Linked DNA regions of Homo sapiens: region 2 is linked to region 1. Evidence: read pairs that join two places in POLR2A ChIA-PET (ENCODE). Cell type or tissue: OCI-LY7. All regions are shown on one strand. Links, peaks and the distances in the headings refer to the core of each region. The heading gives the core; the rest is flanking DNA.

What was found. ChIA-PET counts read pairs that join two places held together with the same protein. Peaks named below come from ENCODE experiments on the same cell type or tissue, not always from the same donor. Only the 100,000 strongest peaks of a DNase experiment are listed, where the experiment ranks them.
Region 2: POLR2A ChIA-PET joins it to region 1 with 5 read pairs; 5 of 35 experiments call an interaction of 5 or more read pairs at or near these places.

What each region holds. Positions count from the first base shown.
Region 1 is chr2:127,795,036-127,806,616 of GRCh38, forward strand. The region is part of intron 1 of WDR33 (WD repeat domain 33); the gene reads right to left. It also overlaps the pseudogene RNY4P7. Among named protein-coding and RNA genes, the nearest start is that of WDR33, 10 kb to the right of the region's middle. RefSeq lists a silencer at 1-87. In OCI-LY7, for the core only: no CTCF peak of the experiment used is centred there; no DNase peak of the experiment used is centred there; H3K27ac peaks cover 345 bases.
Region 2 is chr2:127,651,916-127,663,496 of GRCh38, forward strand. LIMS2 (LIM zinc finger domain containing 2) reads right to left here. Exons shown (of 10, transcript NM_001161403.3): 2 at 5,488-5,647; 3 at 2,915-2,981; 4 at 2,509-2,629. GPR17 (G protein-coupled receptor 17) reads left to right here. Exons shown (of 2, transcript NM_001161417.2): 2 at 1-724. Among named protein-coding and RNA genes, the nearest start is that of GPR17, 12 kb to the left of the region's middle. RefSeq lists enhancers at 372-431, 472-551, 6,799-7,299, 9,874-10,871, 10,909-11,449 and 1 more. In OCI-LY7, for the core only: no CTCF peak of the experiment used is centred there; no DNase peak of the experiment used is centred there.

The DNA of each region.
Region 1 (11,581 bases), core at 1,993-9,992:
AATCTGTAGGTTGATGGTGAACATGGAATCTGTACAAGGGAAGTAAGTTATGAAGCAATAACTTCTCTTTTTTTTTTTTTTTTGAGAGGGAGTCTCACTCTGTTGCCCAGGCTGGAGTGCAATGGTGCGATCTCGGCTTACTGCAACCTCTGCCTCTCGGGTTCAAGCAATTCTCCTGCCTCAGCCTCCTGAGTAGCTGAGACTACAGGCGTGTACCACCATGCCCGGCTAATTTTTGTATTTTTAATAGAGACAGGGTTTCACTATGTTGGCCAGGATGGTCCAGAACTCCTGACCTCGTGATCTGCCCACCTCAGCCTCCCAAAGTGTTGGGATTAAAGGCGTGAGCCATCGTGCCCTGCCTGAAACAATAACTTTTAATGCTGAAGGTCCTAATACCCTGATGGGTCCCAATCTCTAGAACACAGCTACACCTGTCAGGCAGGCAGAATTACATTTTTTTAGTCCATAACAATGGACAAATTAGTTAGATTTGCAGAATTATGTACTCCAGTTTAAAGAAAATACAGAGGAAAAAAGTTACCAAACCATAGGATACACAAACATACAAGAAATTCTACAAGATAACAGCCTAAGCAACATGGCAAAACCTCCTTTCTATAAAAAAAAAAAAAAAACACCAAAAAGTTAGCCAGGTGTGGTGGCATGCTCCTGTGGTCACAGCTACTCAGGAGGCTGAGATGGAGAGGATCACTTGTGCACAGGAGGTCCAGGCTGCAGCGAGCTGAGATGGAGCCACTGCACTCTAGCCTGGGCAACACAGCAAGGCTTTGTCTCCGGAAAAAAAAAAACTGTCTTGAAACCTCCAGAAGTTAATGCAAGAAGGAGAAAATGGGGAGGGGAGAGCTATTCTAGATGAGACTAAAAGATAAAAGCAACCTTGATGGAATGTTAGTTCTTTAAAAAAAAGTTGCCTAAGATATTTTGGGGCAATTAGGTAAACTTGGTATACATAATAGATTTACCTAGGTAAATTAGGTAAATAGAACAGGTATTAATATTAGGTGATTACTGTTAATTTTTTTTTTTTTTTTTGAGACAGTCTTGCTCTGTCACCCAGACTGGAGTGCAGTGGCACCATCATAGCTCACTGCAACCTTGACCTCCTGGGCTCAAGTGATCCTCCCACCTCAGCCTCCTGAGTAGCTGGGACTATACAGCATGTGCCACCACATCTGGCTAATTTTTGTATATTTTTTTAGAGACAGGGTTTCAACATGTTGCCCAGGCTGGTCTCAAACTCCTGGCCTCAAGGGATCTGCCCGACTCAGCCTCCCAAAGTACTGGGATTACGGGCATAAACCACCACACCTGGCTGTTAATTTTCTCATGTGTGAGAGATAGCACTACTGTGGTTAAGGAAAATCTCTACTGCAGCAAGCACAGTGGCTCACGCCTATAATCCCAGCACTTTGGGAGACCAAGATAGGTCCCATTGCTTGAGCTCAAGAGTTCAAGTTCAAGCCCAGCCTGAGCAACAAAATGAGACCCTGACTCTACAAAAAAATCATTTCTTGGGCTCTTTCCCAGCATACATACACATACTCTCTCTCTCTCTCATTTCCTCTTTCCTGTTTCAATTTTAGTTTTCTTCATTACATGCTTTTTTATTCCATTTTATTAACCAGTTTTATTCCCACATTTTATGTACACTATCTTCATGTCCTTTGTATACTGCCTTCAGGGAAAACAATCTACATTAATGTCTTTGTATTTCGGTCTCCTAAATGACTAGGTTCAGGGGAAAAGTTTCAGTACACATTCTGGTTGTTTGAATTTTGAATTAAAAAGCATACTTCTTATATCCTTGGAGTTAACAACAAAAAATAATTAACCGGAAAAACTGTCTGTTTCCCCAAGGTCAAACCATAATCAATCCTCATTAGCCCCAGATTCTGCAATTGCGAATTTACCTACTTGCTAAAATTGACCTGTAGCCCCAAAATCAATACTCACAGTGCACCACCAGTCATTCCACCACACAAAGCACATGAATGTCCATGAATGATCACCATGGCAGGGAAAATTTTCCTTGCAAATCACAAAATAATTAATGTAACCAGTTGATTCCTGATGGATGATTTTCCTATTTTATACCTTTTAGCTACAAAATATAACTGATAAATGTTAGCTCTCTCTCAAAGACATTAAACCAGGCCAGGCGCAGTGGCTCGTGTCTGTAATCCCAGAACTTTGGGAGGCTGAGGTAGGCAGATCATGAGGTCAGAAGTTCGATACCAGCCTGGCCAACATGGTGAAACCCCGTCTCTACTAAAAATACAAAAATTAGCTGGGCGTGGTGGCGCACACCTGTAATCCCAGCTACTTAGGAGGCTGAGGCAGGAGAATCACTTGAACCCAGGAGGCAGAGGTTGCAGTCAGCCAAGATCACACCACTGCACTCCACCCTGGGTGACAGAACAAGACTACGTCACACACAAAAAAAGATATTAAGCCAAAAAACCCCTCCAAGCTATATTATGAAATGTTTTAGTGGCTTTTTTTGTAAAAGTGGGAACACTAAACTGGTATTCAGGTGACCTGAATTCTGCCACTCTGTAATTATGAACAAATTTAATCTCTCCAGTGTTGTTTATCTTCAAATTAAAGGGTCTAGATTTGATGATCTCTAGAGGCAAAATAATTTCATAATTTCAAGATCACAAGCCAACAGGCCAGGCACGGTGGTTCAAGCCTGTAATCCCAACACTTCGGGAGGCTGAGGAAGGTGGATCACCCGAGCTCAGAAGTTCGAGACCAGTCTGGGCAACATGGCAAAACCCTGTCTCTACCAAAAACACAAAAACTTAGCCGGGCATGGTGGTACACAACTGTGGGTCCCAGCTACTCAGGGGGCTGAAGCAGGAGGACTGCTTGAGCCCAGGAAGTCGAGGTTCCAGTAAGCCAAGATGACACCACTGCACTTCAACCTGGTGACAGAGTGAGACCCCATCTCAAAAGATTATGTAGAAAGCAGGTAGGAAATTTCCAAAATTCCTTTCTTAAACCTTGCTTAACAAATGAATTTAAGCCGGGCGTGGTGGCTCATGTCTGTAATCCCAGCACTCTGGGAGGCCGAGGCAGGTGGATCACCTGAGATCAGGAGTTCAAGACCAGCCTGGCCAACATGGTGAAACCCTGTCTCTACTGAAAATACAAAATTTAGCCGGGCATGGTGGCACATGCCTGTAATCCCAGCTACCAGGGGGGCTGAGGCAGGAGGATCGCTTGAACCTGGGAAACAGAGGTTGCAGTGAGCCAAGATCGTGCCACTGCACTCCAGCCTAGGCAACAGGGCGAGACACCGTCGCAAAAAAAAAAAAAAAAAAAAAAAAAAAATGAATTTAAAAGCATTTAACAAAATAGGAAAAGACAATCATTCCCAAAGGAACAATCCTAAAGAGCTGGTTGGCCCTGAATATTTCAAATCTGTCAATAGCAAGATAAAATGATAAGCTTAAGCTTTTATGAGCCTCTTGATTTCAGAACTATGGTTCTCAGGTTCTAGTTCTACTATCTACACAGACCTAAAAGCCTAACCAGTTAACTAGTTCCTCAGTATATCTGGAATTTATGATGTCTTTTAATTACCTTATGACACATACCATCTTAACAGTTTGATATTTCCCTCCAAACAAGTCAGTTTAGATTTCAAAAAAAACAGTGTTATTAGAGATACGATGAACTGAAAGTTAAACAAATATCTAAAAAAGTCGTGAAAAAAAATTCACCAATGAAACCTGTCCTTAATTTTTACTTGAACCTCCCTCTACTAAGTAAAATTTAAGTTATTGAAAACTGCTTTTATTAGACCAAAACTAAAGCTTATAGCTTTCTTTTTTTTTTTTTAAGCCAGTCAAATTTAGCAGTTGGGGGTTGTATATCAACTTCAGTGACACTAATGTTAATGAGTTCTGATAACCCACTACCATCGGACCAGCCAAAAGCTTATAGCTTTCTAACCACAAGGTCAAACTCACTATAGCTGCTTTCTAATAAAAAAGTCAAACTCATATTCACATTTATACCAATGGAGGAGAATCTACATTCTCAAATGAGAAAAATCAGTTGCTTAACCAATTGCCAACTGCATTAAATACAGAGAATACATTCAGGACCTTGGGTTAGGCAAAGCTGCCTTAGATGTAATACCAATGCACAATAAACAAAAGAAAAAGTAGGTAAATTGGACATAATCAAAATTGGAAACTTCTTTGCTTCAATGACACCATAAAAAAATCAAAACACTGTCTTCCTACACATGACTTGGGAAAAAAAGTTAAAAAAAGGAAAACAAATCCACAAAAAGGGTAAAAATTTCTGCAAATCATGTATCCGATGAGACTTGCATCCAGAATACACGAAGAACTCTTAAAACTCAATAATAACAAGAAATAACCCAATTTCTTAAATGGGCAAAGAATGTGAATAGTTATTTCTCCAAAGAAGATATACAGGCTGGACACGGTGGCTCACGCCTGTAATCCCAGCACTTTGGGAGGCCAAGGCAGGTGGATCACTTGGGGTCAGGAGTTTAAGACCAGCCTGCGCAACATGGCGAAACCCCATATCTACTAAAAATACAAAAATTAGCCGGACATGGTGGCAGGCACCTGTAATCCCAGCTACTCAGGAGGCTGAAGCAGGAGAATCGCATCAATAGAAAAATGCAAAACAAAACCACGATGAGCACCAGGAACAGTGGTTCCAGCTACTCGAACCACCTCCTGCTGGAGTTCAGGCAGGAGGACTGCTTGAGCCCAAGAGTTCGAGGCTGCAGTGCACTGTGATCACACCTGCACTCCTGCCTGGGCAACAGAGTGAGACCCCGTCTCTAAAATATATAAATAAATGAATACCACAATTAGATAACACTTCACATCCACTGGGATGGCTATGGTCAAAAAGAGGGAAAATAAGAAGTGTTAGTGAGAATGTGGAGAAACAGTAACCCTCATGAGAAGTCCATCTGGATTACAAAAGAATAGTGGTTGTTAGGCATAAAATAAACTGAAAATTAGGTGGGAAAATAGTCAAGAATTTCCTCAAATGTTAAATGTCAAAATACCATGTGACCCAGCAATTCTACGCCTAGGTAAATTCCCAAGGGAACTGAAAGCATTATGTCCACACAAATATTTGTACGTGAATGTTTACAGCAGCGTTATTAATAATAATCAAAAAGTGAAAACAATCCTAATGTCCATCAACTGAATCATAAAAATTACAGCTTCTGATCCCAAATCACCATCAACACTTAACAAAAATAATCTTTCTCCTTAAAAACAAGAAGCAAGCCTGGGCGCAGTGGCTCATGCCTGTACTCCCAGCACTTTGGGAGGCCGCGGCAGGCGGATCATGAGGTCAGGAGATCAAGACCATCCTGGCTAACATGGTGAAACCCCGTCTCTGTTAAAAAAATTCAAAAAAATTAGCCAGGCGTGGTGGAGGGCGCCTGTAGTCCCAACTACTCGAGAGGCTGAGGCAGGAGAATGGCATGAACCCAGGAGTCGGAGCTTGCAGTGAGCTGAGATCGCATCACTGCACTCCAGCCTGGGCAACATAATGAGACTCCGTCTCAAAAAAAAAAAAAAAAAACCAACAAGCAAAAAAATTCAAATGTTATGAAGGAATTGCAGAGGGAAAAAAATAATAATAAAACCATAGACTTTACAAAGCCTATTTCTGTAAACTGTACTTGGCCCTGAGTTTTAATTTAAATCTATTCCTGTATATGAAACTGAAACTTTATTAAAGCTATTTAAGACAGAAATCTCCTTCCTTTTACAAAAAATAATTGTGTACACAGTATTGCCACAATAAACTGGTTAAAGCTCTTTACTGAAACTTTTAACAGTCTAACTTCTGAAACTCAATGATAGCTGTAGTGATGGAATATTACTATTATTGGGCTGTAAAACTTTAGGATGGGCATAGTGGCTCATGCCTATTGTAATCTCAGCACTTCAGGAAGCCGAAGTGGGAAGATGGAGCCCAGGAGTTTGAGACCAGCCAGGACAGACAACATAGTGAGACCCTGTCTCTAGGAAAAAAAAAAAAAAGAAAAGAAAAACAAAATTAGCCAGGCATGGTGACATACACCTGTTGTCCCAGCCGCTCGGGAGGCTAAGGCAGGAGGTTTGCTTGAGCCCGGGACGTTGAGGCACAGTGAGCTATGATTATACCACTGTACTCCAGCAGGGGTAACAGAAGGAGACCTTTTCTCAGAGGAAAAACACACACAGACACAGAAAATAATAACTGTTGGTAAGAACATGAAGAAATTGGAACCATTGTGTACTGACTGTAAAATGGTACAATGAGGCTGGGCATGGTGGCTCACACCTGTAATCCTAGCACTTTGGGAGGCCATGGTGGGAGGATCACTTTGAGGCGAAGACCAGCCTGAGCAACACAGTGAGACTCTGTCTCTAAAAAACAAACAAACAAACAAAAAACACACAACAAAAAAAAAAAAAACAGTACAATCACTATGAAAAACAGTATAGAGGTTCTTCAAAAATGTTAAAAACAGAATTACATTATGAGCCAGGTGCAGTGGTTCATGCCTATCTCAGGACTTTGTGGAGCGGAGGCATGTGCATCACTTGAGGTTAGGAGTTCAAGACCAGCCTAGCCAACATGGTGAAATCCCATCTCTACTAAAAATACAAAAAATTAGCTGGGCGTGGTGGTGCACACCTGTAGTGCCAGCTACTCGGGAGACTGAGGCAGGATAATTGTTTGAACCCAGGAGACGGATGCTGCAGTGAGCCGAGATCGTGCCACTGCACTCCTGCCTGGGTGATACAGTGAGACTCCATCTCAAAAAAAATGGTTAAGGCCAGGCACAGTGGCTCCTGCTTGTAATCCCAGCACTTTGGGAGGCTGAGGCAGGCAGATCACTTGAGGTCAGGAATTCCAGACCACCCTGGCCAACATGGTAAAACCCCGTCTCTACTAAAAATACAAAAATTAGCCAGGTGTGGTGGCATGCACCTGTAGTCCCAGCTACTCAGGAGGCTGAGGCAGGAGAATCACTTGAACCCAGGAGTGAGCTGAGATCACGCCACTGCACTCCAGCCTGGAGGAGAGAGCAAGACTCCGACTCAAAAAAAAAAAATTAAGACAGTAAAATTTTGCTATGCATTTATCACAATTTATAAAAAAAAAAATCAAGTGTCACAAGCATATACAGCATGCCAACTTTCTTCTAAGAATGTGAAAATAAGAATATACACAGTAAAAACTGGAATGAACTCCAGAGCTCAGAGACAGAAGCAAGACTTAACTACTTTTTCTTCAGCCTCCGTCTCCTGGGTGCAAGCAATTCTCCTGCCTCATCCTTCAGAGTAGCTGGGATTACAGGCATGTGCCACCACGCCTGGCTAATTTTTGTATTTTTAGTAGAGATGGGGTTTCACCATGTTGGCCAGGCTGGTCTCAAACTCCTGACCCCAGGTGATCTGCCCCCCTCGGCCTCCCAAAGTGCTGGGATTACAGATGTGAGCCACCACGCCCAGCCAGTACTTTTTCAATATAGTATTTAATTTTATTCCTTCTTGGTCACAGGTGCTTAAAAATTTTTTTTCAGTAGATTTTAAACCATGTAAATAACGTATTAAAAAAACTAAATTACGTCTGGGTGCAGTGGCTCATGCCTTGTAATCCTAGTATTTTGGGAGGCTGAGGAGGGAGGAACCGATGACCCCAGGAGTTCGAGCCCAGACTGGGCAACATGGCAAAACCCAGACTATACCAAAAAACACAAAAAATTAGCCAGGCATGGTGGTGCGCACTTGTCGTTCCAGCTACTTGGGAGGCTGAGGTGGGAGGATCACCCAAACCTGCGAGGTTGAGGCTACAGGGAGCCAAAACTGCACCACTACACTCCAGCCTAGGTAACAGATTGAGATCTTGTCTCAAAAACAAACAAACAAAAAAACTAAATTAAGAGGGAGAAAAAGCAAACCCTAATAATGAATACAAACAAAAACTGTGAAATTTGATAATCAAAATAAACAAATTCAACAAACAAGCTGAAAAATGTTATTTCAAGTAACTTTTGAAGAAAGTTCATCTTTAATGCAGTATACGCTAAGAAAAAAAAGGACTGGAAAAAAAACTGCACTTGGTAGGGTTATTGTTAGTAAAATACTGGCATTATAAATCTGACTCTGTTTTCTGTGTAGAAAATGCCACTAATGTTAACTTTGATTAGGAATTTAAAATACCAATGTAGGCCAGGCACAGTGGCTCACGTCTGTAATCCCAACACTTTGAGAGGCCAAAGTGAGCGGATCACTTAAGGCCAGGGGTTCGAGACCAGCCTGGCCAATATGGTAAAACCCCATCTCTACTAAAAATACAAAAATTAGCCAGACGCCTGTAATCCTAGCTGCTCGGGAGGCTGAGGCACAAGAATCGCTTCAACCCAGGAGGCAGAGGTTGCAATGAGCCAAGATTGCACAACTGCACTCCAGCCTAGGTGACAGAGGGAGACTGTCTCAAAAAATAAATAAAATAAAATACCAATGTAAGCTGATGATTTTTAATATCATGTTTTCTAGCTCTGTCCACTGAAAAGGGCATACAAGCAAATGCATACACCACCAAGCATCCAAATCCTGGTTTATAAATAATATTTTCTACCAAAAGAACTGGGACTCCTTGGAGAAATGGGAAGATACAAAAGGAAAGGAAAAGACAAGAAGGACTTGGGTTATTGTTTTGCCAAAAAAGCAAAGGAGCCCTCAAATTAACTGGGGTTAGTGCCAGGTGCTTGGGAGACTGAGGTAGGAGAATCACTTGAGCCCAGGAGTTCCAGGCTGCAGGCAGCTATGATCTTGCCACTGCACTCTAGCCTGGGCAACGAAGTGAGACCCAGTCTCAAAAAAAAAAAAAAAAAAAAAGACCAAAAGCAATAAGGGCCAAATACCTGCTCCTGCTTAAAGACTAAAGAGATACGAAATATCTAGATTGGGACCGGGTGCGGTGGCTCACACCCGTAATCCCAGCACTTTGGGAGGCCGAGGAGGGTGGATCACAAGGTCAGGAGATCGAGACCATCCTGGCTAACACGGTGAAACCCTGTCTCTACTAAAAATACAAAAAATTAGCCAGGCATGGTGGCGGGCGCCTGTAGTCCCAGCTACTCGGGAGGTTGAGGCAGGAGAATGGCGTGAACCCGGGAGGCGGAGCTTGCAGTGAGCCAAGATCATCCCAGCCTGGGAGACAGAGCGAGACTCTGTCTCAAAAAATAAATAAAAAAAGAAAAGAAATATCTAGATTGGATACTGGATTAGAGAAAGAAAAATTCTGTGAGATGTTACTGAGACAACTAGAGAAATTTGAGTATGAATTTTCAATACTATATAAATGTTCAATGTCCAGAATTAGTTAATATTGCGGGTACTTAACTTGTTCTTGAGCAGAGAAGTGCGGAGAAGTGCATATCTGTGAATAACACTAAATGGCTCCGAAAATAATACATGAGGGGCTGGGAGGCAGGAAGGGAGGAATAAAGCAAATGTGACAAAATGTTAAAAATGGGTGAATCAGAATAAAAAGTACATAGGAGTTCTTTGAACTATTCTTCCAACTCTTCTGTTAGTTCATATTTATTTCAAAATTTAAACATTTAAACACGAAAGGGGGAAAGCAAAAGCTCTTTATTACAGAAAACAGTTAATGAATATAAACAAATAACAAAATTAGAAAACCCCCAATAAATGACTCAGCTAATAATCATCAATCATTAAGTGAAAAATATTTTGAGAAGTGAGGTACTCACATGATGCTAAAGTTATCACCCCACAGATCAAGTATAACTGCAAAGGGAAAAATATACCTCTTTGATGAAGAAATCCAATGGACACATTAACCAGGTAAATTTGGCATTGTAAATAACGCAAGCTAACATCTGGCAGTCCCTACCACCTTATTGAAGGCTCATAGCTAGAAGTATATCCTCACAACATAAATCACGTATCATCACCTGTGAAGTTTTTTCTTTTTTTTTTTTTTTTTTTTTTTTTTTTTGAGACAGGGTTCTCTTGTCGCCTAGGCTGGAGTACAGCAGCAGGATGTCGGCTCACTGCAGCCTCCACCTCTCTGGCTCAAGCCATCCTCCTGTCTCAACCTCCCAAGTAGCTGGGACTACAGGCGCAGGCCACCAAACCCAGCATTTTTTTTTCTTTTTTTAAAATAGAGACAGGGTTTTGCCAAATTGTCCAGGCTGGTCTTGAACTCCTGGGCTCTAGCAATCCATCTGCCTCAGCCTCTCAAAGTGCTGGGATTACAGACATGAGCCAGCGCACCTGGCCTCTATGAAGTATTTTTGCCAAAAATATTTGACCCAAATTTAGTCAAACCTCTCTAGATCTAACTTCTAGTTTACAGGAAATAAAAGGAATAGAGAAACAACAGGAATTGAGAAACAAAATACATGACATTTTAAGCATACAATAAGAAATTCCAAAATATGGAACGTTCTTTAAAAAGATGAGGCTAGCTGTTTGTGGTGACAGAGTCAGGAAGGGGCAGCAGGTGCCAGGTCCGGCCTCAAAGGTGGCAAGAAGAACCCTTTGAAACTGCCCAAAAAGCAGGCCAAGAAGATGAATAAGGCTTTCAAGCAGAAACAAGAAAAGGAACGAAAGAAACACAAGGAGCTAAAAGCGAAAGCCTCCTGGAAGGGGCTCCGGCCACAGGTGGAATTTAAAAATCTGGCAGAAAGTAAGCTGTGCCCTGTGCCTGAAGCAATGGTGACCCTTGATTTCATTCGTATTTAAACATCTGTATTCCCTGCCATAATATCTGTTGCCACCTATAGCTGGAATGAAGTGTCGTCTTGAAGCTGGAGTCTACTGCACATTAAAGAATAAACTTTTGTTTAAAAAAAAAAAAAAAACCGCAGGTGTGGTGGCTCACACCTGTAATCCTAGCACTTTGTGAGGCCAAGGTGGGCAGATTGCTTGAGCTGGGAGGTTGAGGCTGCAGTGAGCTGTGATTGTGCCACTGCACTCCAACCTGGATGACAAAGTAAGACCCTGTCTCAAAATAAACAAAATTTTAAAATTTTAAATAAAAAATATTAATAAAATAAATTAAAATGCTTACAGTGGCTCATCATCTCTTTAGTTGTTTTTCTTTTTCTTTTTTTTTTTTTTTTTGAGACAGTCTCGCTCTGTTGCCCTGGCTGCAGTGCAGTGGCACAATTTCAGCTCACTACAACCTCCACCTCCTGGGTTCAAGCGATTCTCATGCCTCAGTCTCCCGAGTAGCTGGGACTACAGGCATGCGCAACCACACCCGGCTAATTTTTGTATTTTTAGTAGAGACGAGGTTACACAATGTTGGCCAGGCTGGTCTCAAACTCCTGACCTCAGGTGATCTGCTCACCTCAGCCTCCCAAGTGCTGGGATTACAGGCGTGAGCCACTGCGCCCGGCCTCTCTTTAGTTGTTTTCACTCCATTCCTGCCTTAGCTATGAATTTAAAGTAAAACCAGCCCAGAATCTTGCCAGAGACTGCTCTTTGGTCTTTGTTCTACCCTAAACTCT
Region 2 (11,581 bases), core at 1,306-9,305, 140 kb before region 1:
AAGAACTGACAAAGGGGATCCATCGGCCACCCCTCTGCAGGGGCTTGTGATGGCTACAATGGCTCCTAGACACTCAACGACTTCATCTGTGGCAGGGAGAGAGGAGGCCGGAAGAACAACCCCTGAACAATGGAGGCCTTTCTTTCCCGCTAGGCTCCCAGCCTCCTTCCCGCTACAGAATCGCTCATCGGCGAGGCTCAGCAGAAAGACCCTGAAGGCAGGCTGCAAATGACCCAGAAGAGGGACCTGGGAGTCCTGGTGGGGACGGGGAGGGAGTCTCAATACTCCTTTGCAGTGCAAGGTACTCTGAGTCCCCTCTGTAGTGCCTCTGCCAGACACACACTGCCTGAGTTGAAGAGACACAGGCCACACATTTCAGGCTGGTTGCCAGCGGACGTCAGCACTCACGGCCTGCAGGGACTCAGCACAGCTCTGGATTCTGGATCTCTCCTGCTGTAACCCCACGCACAAGCCTGCAACCCCCAGAGCTCTTTGACAGGCTCCCAGGCCTCCCAGTCCTGGACAAGCATGTGCAGTCACGGGAGCTCAGCTCAGGCCAGGGCTGGGCTGTGCACCTGCCTCCCACTGACCCAGACCCACTTCCTCCAGAGAGGCCTCTCTCCGCCTGAGCTATTTCCCTTGCTAGTGTGCAGATATTTCCCTAACATGTCCTTTTTTGTATTTGTTTGTACGGACCATAAATATAACTGTAGCTTTAAGACTACACAGGTTGTTATGTTTGGTCAACATGAAGCGTTTCCCAGAACTTCTCTGACCCAAGAATGGTGAAGTGGTGGTACAGTGGCAGAGGCAGCCTCGTGGGCTCTCTTGCTGGGGCTCTGGCAGCTCACAGCACATCTGCCCAGATTCTGAGGTTCTGCACTGTGGGGCTGGGAGGGCCAAGTAGGGGCCCTCATTCCTCACTCTAGCTGCCACCCTGCACCGTCCTTACGGCAACATGCTTTTGTAGCATGTTTGACTTTCCAAAACGTTTCCAGCATCTTTCAGATTTCCCCAACCAGCCCTTGGGGCAGTGGCCCTGTGCAAACCTTGGCTCAGGAAGGAGATTGGGCTCGCTCCACACACCCTGTCGGCGACGTTGCTGGTCAGCACGAGCTCCTGGTGCTGTCCCTCGGCCCCTGCACTGCACCGTCTGCCCCTCAGCCCTTCATTTAGACAAGCTGCTCAATGCCAGGCACCGCCCAGCTCCGAGGACAGTGGGCCGGACGCCAGGCCCCAGGCCACGTGCCTCTCTCACGGGCAGCACACGGACAAGAGCTCGGTAGTGTCGGGGAAGCATCTCGGAGGAGCTGCGGGAGGGAGCAGAGTGCCCGGACAGAGAGAGTGTGGCAGGGGAAGCATGGCTGGGGCCTCTGGGGGTCGGCGCTGCCTCTCACTGATACAGGGGACGCATGCAGAGGCAGCCTTGGTGGTCAGTGGAGGAGAATCCCAAACTGCTTGTGCCTCATTGCGTTTGGGATGCCTGGTGGACACCAAGTGGAGGTGACATGTGGGCAGCTGAGGACAGCGAGAGAGAGGCCTGAAGTGGAGCCTGGAATTCTCCAGACACATGTGCCATTTAGGGCTCTAGGATTCTGTCTGCAAGGGCAGCCATGAGGGCCGGGCACGGAGCCCCAGACGACTCCCCATGGAGAGACAGGGAGAAAGGTGACTCAGAGGAGGGGAGTGAGCAGGTGCAGCTGTGGGGGCGGGCAGAACCACAGGAACTCAGGGTCCCGGGTGCCAGAAGGGGGGCGTTTCTGCACCTCAGCAGCTGTGGTGAGGGCTGCTGAGGGGTCAAGAGGAGGTGTGGGTCCCTGGGCAGATGAGGCCAGGGTAGCACACGCGAGGGGCAGCGGGTGTGCTGGGAGAAGCCGGGGAGGAAGGCCCAGCAGTGTTTTTAACCCAGCTCCCCAGCCCAGTCCTTCAGAAAGGACGAGAGAGTGGCGTGGAGAAGCAAGCCCTGGAGAAAGTGTGGGGATGAACAGGGCTCACAGACAGAGGCCGGGCTGCACGGGATCTCAGAGCTAGGGCCAGGGGAGGTGGGAGACAAGGCCACCTGCTATAGGGACAGTGCTTGGGAAGGGAGGATGAGAGACCAAGGGTTCGCAGAAGGTGGGAACTTCTGGAGTACCCATGAGGTTTGTGGCCCTCAATTTAGAGTAAATGTGGGCATCTCCCTCCAGCCACACTGAGCTGCACAGGTACAGGCAGGAGAAGGTGGACAGGTGGGGTCAGTAGATGGGGTGGCCAGGGGGGTGGCAGAGTGTGAGGATTTCTCATGGCTCCCGAGAGGCTGCCAGGAGCTCGCTGAGCGTGGGGCCCTGTAAACTGGGAGCTGGACTATCCGCCCCGGGGTGACCTGGAGGGAGGGCAGCTACATCAGTGCAGGCTGCAGCACCGGGACCCTTCTGCGCCCTCAGCAAGTGGGTAGCACACAGGAGAGGTGGCAGGTGTGCCAGGAAGGGCTGTGGCCCAGTCCTCTCTGGCCCAACACGGCCACCTCACCTGCCGGCATTCTTCACAAAGCCCAGGTCAGCCAGCTCCACATCACACAGCTCGCAGCGGAAGCAGCCCGGGTGCCAGTTGTTGTTCATGGCCTTGATGACGCGGCCAATGATGAACTCACCTGGAAGAAGACAGGTCCCTGCTGGCTGGGGAGCACGTGCCTGTCCCCTCTTCGGACCCTCCCAAGCCCTGTCCACCTAGCACTCCGCCTGCTCTCTGCCTGGCCCATGGGCTCCCTCGTGGGATGGTGATGCCTGTAGGGGGCCTGACGGCTGCCGCTCAGAGAGGCAAGGTGGGGAGTTAGGAAAGAGCTGGGCCAGTTCTGTGTACCCCCTCGGCCCCCTGCCCCCCGCCACTGCTGCCCACTTCCCAGGCAGCCCAGGATGTGTACTGTCACCGGCCTTACCGCAGGATCCACAGCACGGAGCAAACAGCATTTGGAAGTCGTGTTCGCAGTACTTCCGGCCTTCAAACTGCAAAGGGGTCGCAGAGAGAGGACAAGCAAACCACCTATCATCCCCATGAGCAGCCCAGGCCCTTGTTGGGTCAGGACCTGACAGCAGGGGATGAGGCACTGAGGCAGGGGCATGCCGGGCTGAGGCTGGAGCAGTGGGTCCCAGGCCTGGCCAGAGAGGACACTGGCCCTTTTGGGATGGTGGGGTGCAAAGGGAGGTGCCCCCGTGGAAGCTGGAGAGGTCCGTGAGGCCACCTGTCAAAGGGCCACTGGTGTCTACTGAGGATCTGGACCCTGTTGGTCCGGAGAACAGGCTGGGGGCGAGGCGGTTTTAAGCCAGGAGGGATGAGATCCAGTCTGAAGTGTAGTGTCACTTGGTCCTATTTCGTATACCTTCTCTGTGGGAGTATCCAGCTCTCTCAGAGGCCATGAAGACCCGGGTATAGGAGACAGAAGGAAGGGAACGCAGGAAGGGCCTGGGCACGGGGAAGTGGGAAGAGCTCAGGGCTGCGGCCAGCAGGAGCCAGTGTGCACACCCTCCAGGCGGCAGCTGCCAGCGAGGGCCCCTGTGCTGGCCACAAGCGGGGCCAAAGCCTGCCTCTGCTTTCCTCTAACAATTGTATTTTCTGTTTTTTAATTGGTTTTTCCCTGTTCTCTAAAATGAGTGTCTTATTAGACTAAACTGGATATAGCCCTACCCAGTGACCTGTAGAGTCAGGAAGGGCTTAAACTCTTTCAGCAATGAAAATCTTCTGGGCACCTGCTGTGTGTGAGAGAGAGAGGCTTTGTTCTGGGCATATGGCCACCCCTCCTAGAGCTTTGCCCACCCCTCCCGCTGCCTCTACACTTAGACAGCATTCCTCAGGAGGCTGAAGACACTGTGAGGAACAGCGGCTCTTGCTCTGCCAGGCGGACCACAGGCCCCACATCCATCCACCAGCCAGTCCCATCAGCTCTACCTTGAAACAGAGCCAGCATCTGACCCCTGGCCACCACCGCCACCACAAGCACAAGTGATGTTCTGGTAAATGCTCAACAGCCAGCTCTCTGGGGCGCAGAGGCAGGCCCTGCTGTGGGGCGTTTGCCAGTGTCCATGGTGTGAATATTCCCGTCATGGCCAACTCCTGGCTGCCAACATGACATCGATGTGGACTTGAGGGGAGATGTGCAGTGGCCACACCAGCACAATGGACAGAAATAACCCCATCAGCATAGACGATAGTAAAGTGGAACAAAATAATTAGCAAGTGGTATGCTTTGAGTATTTGTTACCTTTGTTTTTAATAAAATTGTATCCCATTGTACGCTGATATAATTTAATTTTTAAACAATAACTCTGTTGCCCAACCAGCTCCCAAGATTGTTGATGATTTAACGACTGCTCCTGTGAGCTGGTGGGGGCCCCTTCACTTTCATCTGGGTGATTGCACTAATTCAGCTCCTGGTCCCCCCAGCCTCCTGGCCCAGCCTCTGTTCCTGCCCCGCCTTACATCCTCTCCTCAGCACAGCGGCCACAAGCCTCCTTTTTTTTTTCTTTCTTTTTTTTTTTTTTTTTAGATGGAGTCTTGCTCTGTCCCACAGGCTGGAGTGCAATGGCGCGATCTCGGCTCACTGCAACCTCTGCCTCCCAGGTTCAAGTGATTCTCCTGCCTCAGCCTCCCGAGTAGCTGGGATTACAGGCACCTGCCACCATGCCAGGCTCATTTTTTGTATTTTTAGTACAGACAGGGTTTCACCATGTTGGCCAGGCTGGTCTTGAACTCCTGACCTCAGGTGATCCATCTGCCTCCGCCTCCCAAAGTGCTGGGATTACAGGCGTGAGCCGCCGCGCCCGGCCAGGTCACCTTTTCAAATGTCAGCAGATAGTGTGACTCCTCTGCTCCACACCCCGAGGTGGCTCCTGCCTCTTGCAGAGGGGAAGCCTATGGCTCCGTAGAGGCCCGTGGGGCCAAGCGAGATCCACCTCCCTTTCCTCAGCTCCTGGCCTTCTCCCTCTCATGCCCTCGGCTTCCATCACACCAGTCTTCCTACTGCTCTCCATACACCCCATGTTCTCCCACCACAGGGTATGTGCATATGCGGTGCCCTCTGCCCAGTATGTCTCCCTCCCCTCAGGTGTGCCCAAACCTCACCTTCCCTGAGCACCACCGCACCCCACCCCGGGAACCCTGACCCCCAGGGCATCAGCACCAGCTGGTGGGCCATGCGGTTGCTGTGCTCACTGTCTAGTCCCCAGGGAGGGCAAGCACCACCAGGGCAGGCTCTTCCTGCCCCCAGGGCCTGCCCAGCATCTGCCCAGAGGAGGCTGGTGAAAGGTGGCTCTCTGTTAGCACCCAGGGCACCTGGGGTGCTGTTCACATCTCACAGGTGAAGGATGGGCCCGTGCAGGAGCTCAAGCCTGGTTCTGGGCTGGCTCCAGACCTGGCCCTGTCACCAGTCGGGACCACTGCATGGAGCCCGGCCCACCCGCTCATAGAGGGCAGACTCCGAGCTGGGTCTGAGAAAGCCCTCAGTAGTGTCCTCACCTCATAGAAGAGCCCCTCGGGGAAGGGCCGGAAGCACTGGGCACACACGAAGCAGTGCTCATGGTACAGCTCCCCATTGCTGTTGACAATGCGCTCGGCGGGGGAGAAGCGGGCCTGGCAGCGCTGGCACACGGCGTTGGCCAAGGCGTCCGACATATTGCTGGGGGCAGGAGACAGGAGGAGTGAGTCAGAGCTGGTCAGGGGTGCAGATGGGGCACACGCGGGGGCCTGCGCCCGACAGACACACCTCGTATTAAAAAGTGAAGACGCTCTGCAGGATCAGGAAAATCGCTCTAACCCAGGGTCCAGGCTGCTCAGTGCTTGTAGTGCCCACCCCTTGGGGTGTCAGGGGCCCAGTCAACTCCCACTTGGGCCCCTATTACCCCTTCTTCAGGGACCAGAGAGTCTCGCACACAGAACACCACCCAGCACAGGTGAGCGGCTCTGTATTCACACTCTCATTTAATCCCCAGGGCAATACTGCAGCTACTATTATTATGGCCTCTTCCAGAAAAGGGACCTAAGCCTCAAAGAGGTTGAGTAACTTGCCCAAGCTCACACAGCAGAGCGGGGTCCACACTTGAATCCAGACTGCTCAGTCTTCCATGGTTCCATCCTCTGCACCATGAGTTAGTTTCAAACTGACTGCCTCCAATAAACACATAACCACCCAAACACAGAGCAGGCAAGAGGGTAGCTGGGTGCGTGTGCAGAATGGCTCAAGCCTGTCATCCAGAGCACTGTGGGAGGCCAAGGTGGGCGGATCCCTTGAGCCCAGGAGTTCGAGACCAGCCTGGGCAATATGGCAAGAATCCATCTCTAATAAAAATACAAGAAAACAAAAAAATTAGCCAGGTGTGGTGGTGCAAGCCTGTAGTCTCAGCTACTCTGGAGGCTGAAGTGGGAGGATGGCTTGAGCCTGGGAGGCCGAGGCTGAGTGCCACTGCACTCAGGCCTGGGCAACAGAGCAAGACCCTGTCTCAAAATAAAAAATAAATAAAAAAGACAAGAGTATGAATCTTTGAGACGAGACGGGAGTGTGGTGAGGGGGAGCAAATCTCATCCATACTGGGCACTGCCTGTCCCCAGAGTCAGTGGTGGGTTTCCTTCTGGGAGGGGTGAAATGCGAACTACAGGGGAAAAGCCCACAGTGAGCCAGGCCCGCAATCAGTCCAGCCCCAGGGCCCTTCGGCACAGCCAGGAGGGGCCTTTTAGACTCAAAAACAGGGTCAGGATGTAGTCCTAAACACCCCAACTGCCTCTACGACCTTCAAAGAACCGGATACCCCACACCTTTTGCTAGGAAGGGAGAACGTGGGTTCTGTCTCAAGTGTCAACTCCAGTGGATTCCTGGAAGACTGGGCAGAGAGGGAGCATCAGGCTCGCTGGGGAGTGACGCAACCAGCTGGTAACGTCTGCCTGGTTGCAGCCGGGTGGTGGCAGGACTCGAGTGCAGTGCCTTTGGGAATACCTCTCCGCCTGCTCTGCCTCCCAGGATGAATCCCACCCAGCAGTCACTGCCGCGACATCATGAGGGAAATGCTTGGTGAGTGAGGCTCCTGTCGGGCTGTTCTGCGGCCTGCAATCTGGGCAGGGCCAGTCTGAAGAGTGTCAACCACAGAGAAGAGGGGCCTTAGGATGAGTCCAGGGGTGGACGACAGGGCTGCGCTTAGGGTCTGGGCATGGGCTGTGGGCGGAGGGTCTCACAGGAGGCTGCTGCGAAATGGAGATGGACTGGAAACTTGAAAGGGGCACCCAGGCTGTCCTTTCTTCTCTGCTTAGGGACCCATGTGGCAGAGGCTGTCTGGAAGGCCATTCAACCAGGCTTTCTGGGCATGCTGGGCTTCTGTCCACCTTGGCCTGCCCTCTGGGGTGCTTAGGAGACCAAAGCCACCATGCGAGCCCACATTTAGGCCAGAGGGGCAAGGAAGCAAAGATGGTGGCAACAGGAGTTGGGAAGAAACCAAGAAGAAAGGAGGCCTCGGCACCCAGCGGCTGGTCCTCAGTGCTCCCAGCTCCCTGCTGGTCTCCACGGGGCGAGCCAGGCAGGCCACCAAGGTGGAGCCTGGCCGCCCCAAGCCACCCTCGAGGGCTGGGCAGGGCTTCACTAGGACAGGCTTGGTTTCCTTCCGGGAGAACACTGTGAACCTCCTCTTCTGAAACACACACCCAAGGTGGCAGGGAGGACATTCCAGTGCCTGCCCATGAGCGAGACCTTGGGAGTCTTAGAGAAGTCGGAAATCAACAGGAAATCCCATGGCTCTGGGCCTGGAATTCCTCACTCCAAGGACCCAGAAAACGAAGCCAAATTAAGGACTTCCACCCAGCCCCAGCCTTTCAGATTCCGCCTTAAAGCCAGACCTCTAGACCCCAGTGAGTGAGCACACATCCCTCGCACCCCCTTCCAGGCTCCTGTTCTCTGCCTCCAGGAACTGCTGTTTAGGGCCTGCACCCACACGCCTGCCCCCTCTGGCTTCCAGCTGTGCTGACCCTACTCCCACGGGCCAGGTGCTGCTGGGACCTGTGACTTTCCTTGTGGTTATGGGCACTCCTGCCCTGCTAGCCCAGCTGCTTCACCACCCTTCCTCCCTCGCCGTTTCATAAACACACCCTCAACTAGCACTCCCCAGTTACCTTGCTTCCCACTGAAAGGGGAAGCTGGCTGGGCTTCTGGTTGGGGTGGGGACTTGGAGAACTTTTCTGTCTAGCCAAAGGATTGTAAATGCACCAATCAGTGCTCTGTGTCTAGCTAAAGGTTTGTAAACACACCAATCAGCACTTGGTAAAAACTGACCAATCAGCACTCTATAAAATAGACCAATTAGCACTCTGTAAAATGGACCAATCAGCAGGATGTGGGAGGGGCCAAATAAGGGAATAAAACCAGGCCACTCGAACCCACAGCAGCAACCAGTTGGGGTTCCTTTGCTTGGTGTGGAAAGTTTGTTCTTTTGCTCTTTGTAGTAGCTTTTGCTGCTGCACGTTCTTTGGGTCTGCGCCACCTTTATGAGCTGTAATGTTCACAGCGAAGGTCTGCAGTTTCAATCCTGAAGCCAGCGAGACCATGAACCGACGGGGAGGAATCGTTTCGAGGAACAGATAATTCCGGATGTGCCACCTTTAAGAACTGTAACACTCAGTGGGAGGGTCTGAGCCTTCACTTCTGAAGTCAGTAAGACCACAACCCCACCGGAAGGAAGAAACTCCGGACATATCTGAACGTCTGAAGGATCAAACTCCAGACATACAGTCTTGAAGAACTGTAACACTCACCGTGAGGGTCCATGGCTTTATTGTTGAAGTCAGCGAGACCAAGAACCCACCAAAAGGAGCCAATGCTGGACACACCTGGTCAACCTGACAGCAGCCTGGCCACACACACTCTCCTCTACCTTCCGGCTCATCTTCCAGTTAGACCTGATAGCCAGTCTGTAAGCAGTTCCTCGGCTGGTCCCTGAATGCATCCAGGGAGATCATTGCTGCCTGTGGCCGACAGTATCGCACAAAGCGTGGCATAGGTGGGGGTGGGGGGGGCGGATGTGGGGGTGGCCACCTCCTTCCTGTGCCCAGGGGCTGCCCCAGCCCAAGTCACAGAGAGCCCCTAACAGCAGCTCTGTGAGGGAACATTCTGCTCCAAGAGCAAAGACGGGACAGACAGAAGCATGCAGAGACAACGGAGACACAGCACCATGAGAGAACACGCTTCCTGACTCCTGCAGGGGAGGAAGAGAGGCAGTGTGACACAGAGAGGCCGGCAGAGGCCTGGGCCCAGCCGCTCAGCTCTACACGTGATAGCCCCAGCCACCAGCCTGGGACCTGGAGAGAGATGCTCGCTTCTGTAGGCCTCACGTTCTCTTTTGTAAAGAGGTGCACCAGAGAAACAGCCACATCGAGGAGCCAAAGTGAATGAATGGCACCCACGTGTCCAGCACAGAGCACCAGGCCAGGCAGGGCAAAGCGCTGGATAAGGAGAACTGTTGTTTTCCAGCAACTCTGGGAGCCTTCCAGAGTCCCTCTGCATGGCTCAGCCTAGGGGAAGGCCTGCAGGCTGCCTGCGGTCCCTGCGAGAGGTCAGAGGGTCAGAGACGTGGACATTCCATGTCCTCCTTTGCACATTCCTTCAAGATAGAGAGCACAGAGTCTGTCCAGTTATCCCCCAGGAGACACCACTACCCACCCCCAGCTGGACTACGTAGAACATACTGCCCAGGGCACACCCAGCCTGGAAGCCAAACCCCAGAGGTGGGGGAGAGCACACCATCTCATGCCCTTCCTCAGCCCTCTCCAGCACCCCAGAAGGCTCTCAGTTTTGACAGCCAATACAAGCCAATTTGTTGCAAGATGTCCCTGAGTCTGAGGTGGGATCAGAGGAGCCTGCTCTGTTCCAGGCCTTTGTATAAGGGGAGGAGGCTGGTTCCAGATAAGGAGATTGAAGCACAGAGAGAGTCAGTAACCAGCTGAGGGTCACAGAGGATTGGACTCATGTTCCTCCCATCTCCTCTTGGCATCCCCCATTCCGGATTCTGTTTCTTCAACAACCCCAGACCTTCCTCCATCCCAGCCTTCCTGATATCTGAGTCAAGGAAGTGTGTGTAAGGATCTGGGAAGAGTTGGGGGCCAGCCACAAGAAGTCTGGTCACACCCAAGATGAGCAAGTGTTGCTGAGGCCACGTCGGCCTGAGCAGCAGTCAGACCAAGGGTGTGTCCCCTATAGCCAGGCACACCAGGCTGCAACCCTGGCCCCGACGCCCCCTGTCTGTGTGACCTGCAGCACAGGACTCTGAACCTCAACTTCCTCGTTTATAAAATGGGCCAGGAATAGCTACCTCCAGGGACTGTTGGGAGGGTTCAGTGAGGCCATTCCTGCAAGCACAGCCCATGCTTCTGTCCTCCTTCCAACGAAGTCCTCACTGAGCACCTGCACTGATAGGCACTATTCCAGATGCAGAGGGTTTCGGGGAGGGACCCTACTGCAGCACAGCCCAGGGAGCAGCTCCAGTCCCTCAGCACTGCCTGGGCTTCCTCCCTGCCCCGCCTCCATGAAGCCAGCCAGAGGCCAGTGTCGGGTCACCTGGCCACATGAGGTCAACAAAAATGTACAAAAAGCCAGCCCACCATGGGGACGCTAGAAAATTAACATGCTGCCTGTTCTCACTCGTAGGTGGGAATTGAACATTGAGAACACATGGACACAGGAAGGGGAACATCACACACCAGAGGCTCTTGTGGGGTGGGGGGTGGGGGGTGGGGGGTGGGGGGAGGGATAGCATTAGGAGATATACCTAATGCTAAATGACGAGTTAATGGGTGCAGCAAACCAACATGGCACATGTATACATATGGAACAAACCTGCAGGTTGTGCACATGTACCCTAAAACTTAAAGTCTAATAATAATAAAATAAAAAAGAAAAAATTAACATGCTGCCTGGGCTGCTATACACAAGATGCATTGACACCATCAGAAACAGACTCCAAATCAGTATGAAACCTGTCTGAAATTAGAGCTTTTTTGAAGCCCTTGCCATATCTCTTTGCTCTAGTGGCTTTTCTTTTAAGCAGGTACAACTGAAACATGTTACACTAACAACAAAGAACTGACAAAGGACATGAACCAGAAGTTCAAAGAAAAACAGTGTGAATAGTCACATGCGCATGCATGCTCAGGGCTGCCCCAGGCCTGTCATCATCGTGCCTGTCCTGCCTGCATCTCAGCTGTGGTATCAGTACTGTGAAAATCACTCCAGAACAGCCTTGGGGCCATCAGTGCCCTGGCCACTCGCAGCCTGGTACCACAGTTATGCCACACGCATCCAGGGCTGTCCAGAGGTTGACCAGGGAGGGTGCCTGCTCCAGCTCTGCCACACTCAGGTGAGTGACTTGGCCTCCTGAGTCTGGGGGTCCCCACCTGAACAGCAGGCTGCCCCAGACCTGCCATGCCAGCACAAGCGGGAGCCCAGCATGCAGCAGGGACTCCACAGATGGCCGTGCTGCCGGCCTGCAGTTCCCGCCCTCCACTCGGTGCCCTCCTTCCTCTTCTGTTCTCAGCAAAAGATATCTTTGATGGCTCAGTCCTCTAATTGCCACTCTGGGAG